Linked DNA regions of Homo sapiens: region 1 is linked to region 2. Evidence: chromatin contacts called from ENCODE Hi-C or POLR2A ChIA-PET data. All regions are on one chromosome and are shown on one strand. Each heading gives the region's core, a stretch centred on a gene start or an enhancer-like site at or near the end of the contact. The rest is flanking DNA. Distances are from core to core; before and after follow the strand shown.

Region 1 (4,806 bases), core at 518-3,017, 140 kb before region 2:
TTTCTCTCTCTCTCTCTCTCTCTCTCTTTCTTTCTTTTTTTCCTTCATATAGCATTATTGAGCACCTACAGTGTGTCAGGTACCATTCTAGGTACAACAATGAACACAACAGGCAAAATTCCTGTCTTTATAAGGCTTACATTCTAGTTAGAGGGATAAAGAAAGAAATAAGAAAATAAGGAGTACAATGCACACTACATTACATGATGATAAGGGCTTTGGAAAGAAAGAAAACAGAAAGGGGGAATGAGGGGTGCAGGGGGAGGGCATGTTAAGTAAGATGATTAGCGAAAGCCTCACTTAGAAGGTGACTTAGAGAGTGGCCCACGTAGCTGCTGCGTTCATAGCATGCTAGGCAGACGATTTTACATGTTCTCTAATTGTTTCATATTGATTTCTTGGAGGAAAGAGCCATACCTGACACTTGATTAATTAGTGATTTTCATCCATTTATTAAGCCTTTTGTGATTACGTGCTTTGTTCCAAGCTCTGCCCTGGATACCATGGCTTTTGATAAACGAGAGATTATCCTGGCAATTACTATATGAGTCACAGTGCAGCTGGGGAGAGGAAAAGCGAGTCCACAATGACCATGCCGTGCAATAAGGTCTCTAGCTCAGAGCAGTATGAGAACGAAGAGTGATCATCCCAAATACCAGGGTGAGAAGGAGAGGGTCAGGACCTCAGGCCTGCAGAAGAGGCTCAGAGGAAGTGACAATCAAATGAGCCTAAGTAAAGGAGGGAAAGTTGATCAGGTATGGCGTTCCATGAAGGGGAGCCGGTATGCTTAGTGACAGGTACAGGGGTGTCCTCTGCTGGCAGAGCAGAGGGTGGGAGGGGTGTGGTGGGAAAGAGGCTGGAAGGCTAGCAGAGCAGGGCCAGAGCTCCTGGGACCCACACACAACAATGAGGGCTGTGCCCTTTATCCTGGACCAGGAAGGGCCACATGAGGACTTTGAGAAGAGTGGGCGGGGTCGTATCTGTTACTTAAGATGACTAATTCCATAGCTGTGAGCAGGAGGAAGGACTGACTTTCTAATAGCACCAGATTGTGAGACTAAAGATAAGGAGACCAGCTCACAGTGTGAGGGACGAGAAAGCCTGCTCAACAGAGGAACATAGGAGGAGGGGTTGGCTTCTAGGCTTCTCGATGTGGCAAGGAGATGGATTCAGGAGGTCTTGATGACCTCCTGGCTCGGAGCGAGAGGGAGGAGGCTAGAAAGGGGCTCATGCTTCCGACAGGGGTGAACAATAGGGATGATATCATTGCTGACCAAGATAGGAACTCTGACAGTACTTGGGTCAAACTTGGACATGCTAATTGAGAAGTTCTCCAGGGACATCTACAAGGGAGTTGAAGATGGCTTGGGGTAGATTTGGGTCAGGAGCCTATTTCCACCAGCAGCATCCACTGTGGGCCGTCCCTGTTCCCAACAGAAGCAGATTAGCCTGGCTTGGGATCTGTTCCTGGAGTTCCAAGACTTCCAAAGGCCCTGAAATGCAGTGTTCCCACAGCCTGGAGACAGAGGCAGCTTGTCTTAAAAGTCTAGACATTGCCCTCATGATAATAATTTGTAGATCCTTAGTCACATGCCAGACACTATTTAAAGAACTTGATATTAAGTTTCACATTTTGACCTTCAAATGTTCTCCAAATGGCAGGTACTCATATTATTTCTATTTTATAGATAAGGAAACTAAGTCTCAGGGAGGTGCATTAACTTGTCCAAGGTCATCCAACTGATAGCAGCTCCAGGACTTCAACCCTGGTCATGTGGCAGGGCCTTAGTCGGCATTTTTCACCACTCGGGGTTTTGTTGTTGCTGTGTTGTGTTTCAGTTTTTCCACAGCTCTAATTGAAAAGAGGGCAGGTGGAAACTTTATGTGAAAATAAGCTATTCTTGAGGAAATATTCATTATAGAAAGAGAGCCTAAATAGAGACTGGTCTTGTTTAAAGTGGATTCAATAATAAACTCATGGATACAGGAAGAGATGCCTTGAATTTCTTCCAGGCTCCCCAGTGCCCTACATTTATTCACCACCCGACGTTTCCTGAGCATCAGCAGGCAAATGGAGCCATGATCAAAACAGACGGCACCTCCACCCTCAAGGAGCTTCCCCAAATGAGAAACCAAAAACGAAGCTCCTGAATTGGCCCCAAACTGAGCACTTTTTGACCACATTTTCGAAGCTAAAATCTCAAAAACAACTTGCCTTCATTGTGCCTGGTAACAAAAGACCCAATGCCCTTCTCAACGGCTTCCTGTAGAAGATCACTCTCAGAATCCCAGGAGCCTCTGATAAGCAGGCAGATGCAGCAGGGAAAAGAATCCCTGAAATGAAAAGGAGATGACATTTAAACGAGTAGTGGTTGTTTCAGCATCATTAATAATAGCTAGCACTTTCATTAAACTTCAAAGGTGATAAAGATGAACAGCATCTCACAGCAATGCTGTAAGATTGTCATCCCATTTAATGGATGAGAGCAGTGAAGCTCACAGATGTAAAGTGATTTGCTGGTTAGTAGCAAAACCTGGACTCAGATGTCAGGATTGCACCTCCAGGCCCCTTCCCCTGTTGGGGTACCTGGCTGTTTTTCTGTTTCAAAAAAATCTTGTTGAAGTTGCTCTCTTTTGAGATGCTTTGAGAGAATACTGAAGCAGAAGGAAGCTTGTGAAAGGCTTTTGTAGGTTTAGTAGGGAATTATTATCTTTTACATTTCAGCTTCCATGGCAGCAGCTGCAGCATCAGACATGGAAAGCAAAGATGGTTGTAAACCAGTTGTCTTTTCTACCACTTCAGAGGGTAAAGAATGGGAAAATATCAACTCCCTGGGCTTTATTGTTTAAAATTTTTATTTTTTGGAGGAGACTGGTTGCCTTGCTTTTAGGTCGATATTCTCTTGATGAGGTATTTCCCATTCCAGGAAGCTTCATGGCTTAATTCAGAAGCAAAGGCTGTGATGATACCTCCTGGATTGGCAAAGTAGGAGCTTGGATTTTCCTGGAGTCCCCACCAGCAGAACTAAAACTGGCTGGAGTTTCTCCAGCCAAGATCTGCCACGTCACGTACCATCTGTGCCTGGATACATGCTCCCCTTGGACCTCAAGCATATTTTTCCTGTAACCCAGTGGCACCAGAAGGAAGGCTTTCCCCTCATAGCAGGGCAGAGGCCCACCCCTCAGTTACAGTCACATGAGCCAATGTCCAAGGCACTGATTATGCTGCTTCCATATTCACAGCAAATTTGCTTTACCCAGAATTGGGTTCCTGAGAACAAAGAAAAATAAGAGCTCTCATTTTTTCCTTTAAAAAGTGTGGAGTTTTTTTTTTTTTTGTCTTTTTCTTGCTAGTGTTCGTGAGTACATATACATGCTTGCTGAGATGGAAAATCTGGAAGGGCTCCCAAATTGTGTTATACTCCAACCCACACACCAGGAAAATCCTTAGGGAAACAGTGAGAGGGTGTCAGGGGGCGTTGTTTCATTCAGAGAGAACCTGGTTATAGCATATGAAATGTATCATTCCATATTATTTTGCTAAAGATTCTGCACCCAAATATACACTCAGCAAAGTCCTCCTGGTGGGTTATGTTCCAGAAAATAGGGTGATTCCCCTTCCCTTTTCCTGTTCCGTCACTGACGCAACCCCACAGCCGAGCGGTGTGCAGCCCTCCCCATTGGCAAGAATTCTCTGCACACCCTCTATGTGCCTGGCAAAGTGATAACTGCCACAAGCTAGTTAAGAAATGGAGCCCACAGACCCCATAAACAGGATTACCATTGGGACAGAACTGTGCCATGCATCTTCATAAAGTCATTAAACCAGCTGCGAGTCCCTTGAGGACACGACTCTCATTGTATTTGCATTTATACTCCTAACACCTGAGGTGGGAAGTGGTTTCTAAGACATTCAATGACTATTCCTTGAATAAAAATATAGTGAATGAGAACTTAGCATGATAATGTTATATTTCATATAATTTTCTAGTAGTACATTAAAATGTCAAAATAGGGGGTCTAATTAGAGTATAGGATGGTTTAACATAGGACACATCATAATTCACAAATACAGTAGGTCAGTTGATTTCTCTCTCTCTCTCTCTCTCGGTTTCATATATTTATTCACTAGACATTTGTTTTGTTAATTATGTACTGTATACTGTGCTTTGTACTGGGGACATAGTGATTAATTACCACCTCCTAACACACATCTTCCTCCTGTCTCCTTCCAAAAAATTCATGCTCAGTTGAGAAGACAGAAAAATAAGCAAGTAATTTCAACTTATAAAAGCAGGTAAGTGCTTTATATATATATATATATATATATATATATATATATATATATATATAAAATCCCTCTCACACACTTACATATTCACATACACACACACACACACACACACACACACACACACACACACACTCATGCTGTGGAAACTAGAGAGCAATACTTGTGACGGAAATATTTGTGGAATGATTCTTAGGCAATGGGATGTTTGAGCTGAATCCTGAAGGGTTATGCAGTATGTTTTCTGGGTACGTTGCTACTGTTCAGGATAGATTTATGTGCACTTGCTTCCCTGCTAGATTGTAATCTGTTGGGAGTGCAGGAACCAAAGGTTATTGAACTTTTTTGTTTCTAATAGAATCTTCCAGAGGCAGCTCTATGAGTCAGTGTGTTGCACTAGAATGAACTGGCATTTGATTCCCACTTTTACTAGTAGTTCTTTAAGCGATTTCTCAAAAACACTTTGAGCCTCAGTTTTCTCATTTAAAATAAGAGATAATTGACATCACCTGCTA
Region 2 (4,231 bases), core at 908-3,407:
CAAGCATTTTCCCCTCTATTCTGTTCTTGTTGTTAATGGATTTAGGGAAATGTGGGAGTCCCTGGAAGGAAAGAGCACATCAGGGCAGCATGAAAGATAATTACAGGCCCCATGTCTGAGGTCGCATTCTTTACTTTGGCCACTATTAAATGAGCTTATTTACAACCCTCAACTTTATCCCTCTCTTTTAAAGAGACGCATATATACATTAAATGTAATACCCTCACCCCCAGCTTCATTTAATTTTACTACCAATAATATTCCCTTTTCAAGGTGTTGGGTCTACCATTTACTTGTTGAATTTTATTTTGTAAGCTGTCTCAATTTAGTTTTTGAAAGGAATGGAAAAACAAAAGAATGGACGTCTACATGATCAAATGCACATAGATTTCACAGTGAAAAAAATCATCGAAAGACCTTCCATGATGTGGCAACTCAGATACAATTGATCTTTAAAACCCAATTGAACAGAATGCCTTAGTAATTATTATTCAGAATACCAAGGCCCTGGCCCATGGTACAATTATCAGAAGCTCCATTTTTGATATTTACTGCATGTTAAGAGAACTCTCTGGAGAGGAACTGAAATAAAACAGTCTCTGGAATCACTGACGAAAGTTTCCCCTAAATGTCTGCTACATACTCAATGCGGATGAGCTGTGGTCCTTGTCATGCCTTCTCACACAAGAGGAAAGATGGTAGAATGGGAATTTCTTCTTTTCCTTGAGTAGCAAAAATTGGCCTGCTATTTACCAAACCCACTCTCTTTTTCTCCTGAGCACACAACTAGGAGACATTTTCAATGTTCCCTGAAGTTAGGTGAGGTTACATGACTGAGTCCCGGCCAATGAGATGTGTACAGAAGTGGCAAGTGCTACTTCCATGGTGGTCCACAATAGTCGATTACATGTCATTTCCTATGCTCTTTCCTTTAGTTTCAGATTCACCCAGATGCCTTGGATAATTTGTTTTGGAAAACATATATTGAAGATATCAGAGCCACAGTATGACAGAAGACTAGGTCCCAGAATCACAACTGGAAGGAAAGTCATGCACTAATGAAGAAAACAATTCTTAAGGCTTATATGAGCTGAAAACAAACTTCTGTCATGTTGCTGCCTTTATCCATTTTTAAAAGATGTTTGTCATCAGTAGTGCTACTCTAATAAAATACATCATGAGCACAATAACTTAAACTGGTCTCATTATAAATCCTAGATCTCCTATCATCACAGTTTAAATCCAGACTACTGGTGTGGAAAGGTATATAAATGCCTTCCAGAATCTGAAAGGCATAATTTTGTTCACTTATTTCAGGTTTTACTAAGGATTCCATACCCTTGGCTTCTGTTGAATTATTTCATACACACTATTTTGTAAAGTAGATAGAAGATGTGCCTAGGATTTAGGGTTTTTAATGTCTTTCCATCTTCCCAGGATGCCTATATAGTAATCATTTAAAATACAAGACAATCCAATAAGATGACATGAAGCTTTCCATGAACTCGAAGAACCAATGAGAATAGATCTCTCTAAAATATTGGTGAACAAATGAATACTTGCCAGAGTCAGAACAATGAATTTTAATTGAATTATTGCACCCACCAGGCATTCCAGAGCCAAAGCACTTTTCCTTTTTTAAGTAACAATTTTGTCTTTTAAAAAGTGTATTTCTAGCTTGACATAAGCATGACTTTTTCTTTCATGTGTCATGTATAAATGGAGCAATTTATTTTCTTTGGACTCACAGAGTAAATCCTCATCTTTGCTTGTGCTGATGGGGTGCAGGCATGTGTGGGAGGAATTCTATGAATGTGGAGCTTTTCCCGTGGGTGCAGAGAGAGTTTGATGGGAGCTGATGAGGTGTGTGTGTGTTCTTCAGACTTATCAACCACCACATGATGCTGGAAGATGAGCCAGTGAATTTGTGGGTGTTGAGCTTGTTGGATATTCTGGATGCAGGTTTTTTTTTTTAATTTACTATTTAATAAAACCCAGCTGACAAGCTTTTTTTGTAAATCATGTTTATGAGATATGAGTCAGTGATGACATATGCATAAGCGATTCCAATGAAAGGAAAACCTTTAAGGCAAGTAGTCCTTGGTTTTGTGGGAAGCTTAGCCAAGCATGTTGCTCTAGCCTCTGGGGTGAATTCTTTCCTAGCTACAGTGAGACGAGAAAATCTTCAGAGCACATTCCAAGATGGGGCTTTTTTTTTTTTTTTCTGTGAGAAGGTGAAGACAGAGACCAGTTTGGTTTGGTGGTTGTCATTCCGACTTCCCACACTGTCATAACTAGGACATGGCTGTGAAAGAACAGCTTGAAGATGAAGCAAACCCTGTTCTAGTAGCCGGGGAGCCTTTGTTTAGTTTTAGTTTAGTTTTTTGTTGTTGTCGAAGCTTTTGAAAGTCTTCTCTGAAAGTGGTTCTGTGTAGTAGGGGGGAGAGACAACTTTGTTGTTTTCTAAGAAACAAACAAAAAACCTGCTTCTTTGAATCTCCCAAATGCAAAAGCAAAGATACTTTCCTTGTACCTTCCTCCAATTCCTGCCACGCATGTTTGGGTCTCATCAGACTTCTTTCCTTACTGTGCCATCCAACGAAATGTCATGGTCCTTGAATGGCTTTATTAAATATCAGATGGCAAATACGTATGCAGTCATGAGGCACAGGAAATAGCAAACCATCCTGATATCCTCTAAATAAGCTGAACATTTCACTTGAGGGAAGGTATTGCAGATATTCCAGATTGAGGAAGAGAACACACCCTCTATAAATTGAAACCTTTCATTACAGTTTTTTAAAATCTCATATTTTCATTAGGAACTGGAAATAAGATCAATTTTCTCTTGGGAACTATATTGAAAAATATAAAGAGACAAATATAACCCAGGCAGAGAGGAATTGATGGGCACTCAAGTAGGAAATTTTTTTTAAATAAAAACTTACCTGCCCATGGTATGGTTAAGCTTGACTCAACTGCAAAATGATTTTTGTCATTGTTAGATGCCATAAGGTATTATATTAGCAGCCTAACCTACATGAGAGATTGTATGACTCAGGAGTTCAAACAGATCATCAATATTATGGCTAGAACCAAGGTTTTTAACAGTTCAGGCTACTTTCAGGAAAACTCTTTCCAAGTGTCATATGTATAAAATGTTTGGAATTCTTATTTAATGCATTCTATTATTTAGAGGGCTTGCTTCTATTATTCAGGGGCTGAATAGTGCTTTGACTTAGTTATCTACAAAATGCAACTTAAAATACAAAGGAGGGAGAGAAAGACAGACTTCTGTCAGAGGTATCCTCTGCAGTAAAACCTTTGTATTTTACTTCCTAGAAGAGCCCAGGTCTTGATCTGAAGGATCTTGAACTGCCCCAGGCATGACTGTGTGACAAAGCAGTATATTAAAACAGTTGAGCATAACCACTGGAGAAAAACTGCTACTTTTTGCATGAGTTTTCTGCATCGAGTACAGCAGCTATATCCTACTCAGTTCTGAGCATAAAAGTTTAAAAGTGAAATTGACAATTTGGAATTTATCCAGAGAAGAGCAACTAGTATGTTAAGTATTATAAAACCAGAAAACTACTTCAAATGAGGAGATAACACTGAAAGAAAAGGAGACATTTAACTGAAGAAAGAAAACTGAATGGGGACCCTAATTCCGTTTTCAAGTATAAGGGAACTGCCAAGAGAAAGTAAAATTTGATGCTTTCTAGGTAGCTCCATAGAGTGGAAAATTAAGGAGATTTCAGTTGAATGATTATTTAACTGATAATTAAAATAAAATGACCTGTCTCATAAGTGACTTCTTATCACTGGAAGTAATCAACAGAGATCCTTGGTAATCCTGACAGGGAAGCTATAGGTGACATTTACAATGGATGAATGTGGTCAGATTGTTTCTATGGCTCTCTTTCTGCTCCAGCCTTCTGCAATTTCATAAACCATCTGTTGTGGCTTTTTCGTTGTTGTCATTTGTTTGTTTTTAAGACAACCCTATTAAATTGATGTAGAAGAGCCAAGATTAAGAGACTGACAAAGTTTATGCTGAAAAAGCCCTGTCAATGGATTTGATGACACGTAGATGTTACGTGATATAAGCACAGTAAGCCTTTCCTGTTCTCATTAGTTCCTCATACTGATTATGTCCAAGTTTCTCTGAGTAGGTAGCCAAACCATCATGAGCTTTGGAGGTTTTCTCCTTCTCACGGATGTCTTATTA

What was found. Hi-C counts contacts between places; a loop is a spot of excess contacts on that map. ChIA-PET counts read pairs that join two places held with the same protein, here RNA polymerase II (POLR2A).
Region 1: POLR2A ChIA-PET joins it to region 2 with 11 read pairs in BJ. The contact joins two enhancer-like sites. A Hi-C loop is called at or near these places in 1 of 168 maps with a recorded cell type or tissue (sigmoid colon). POLR2A ChIA-PET finds 5 or more read pairs at or near these places in 5 of 52 experiments (AG04450, BJ, H1 and 2 more).

What each region holds. Positions count from the first base shown.
Region 1 is chr2:12,671,757-12,676,562 of GRCh38, reverse strand. No RefSeq gene overlaps it. Among named protein-coding and RNA genes, the nearest start is that of TRIB2, 43 kb to the left of the region's middle. Within about 2 kb of position 1,767, at least 5 of the 41 ENCODE cell types and tissues checked have a DNase peak (open chromatin) inside an H3K27ac peak, as active enhancers do.
Region 2 is chr2:12,532,682-12,536,912 of GRCh38, reverse strand. The region is part of intron 4 of MIR3681HG (MIR3681 host gene); the gene reads right to left. Among named protein-coding and RNA genes, the nearest start is that of TRIB2, 180 kb to the left of the region's middle. Within about 2 kb of position 2,157, at least 7 of the 41 ENCODE cell types and tissues checked have a DNase peak (open chromatin) inside an H3K27ac peak, as active enhancers do.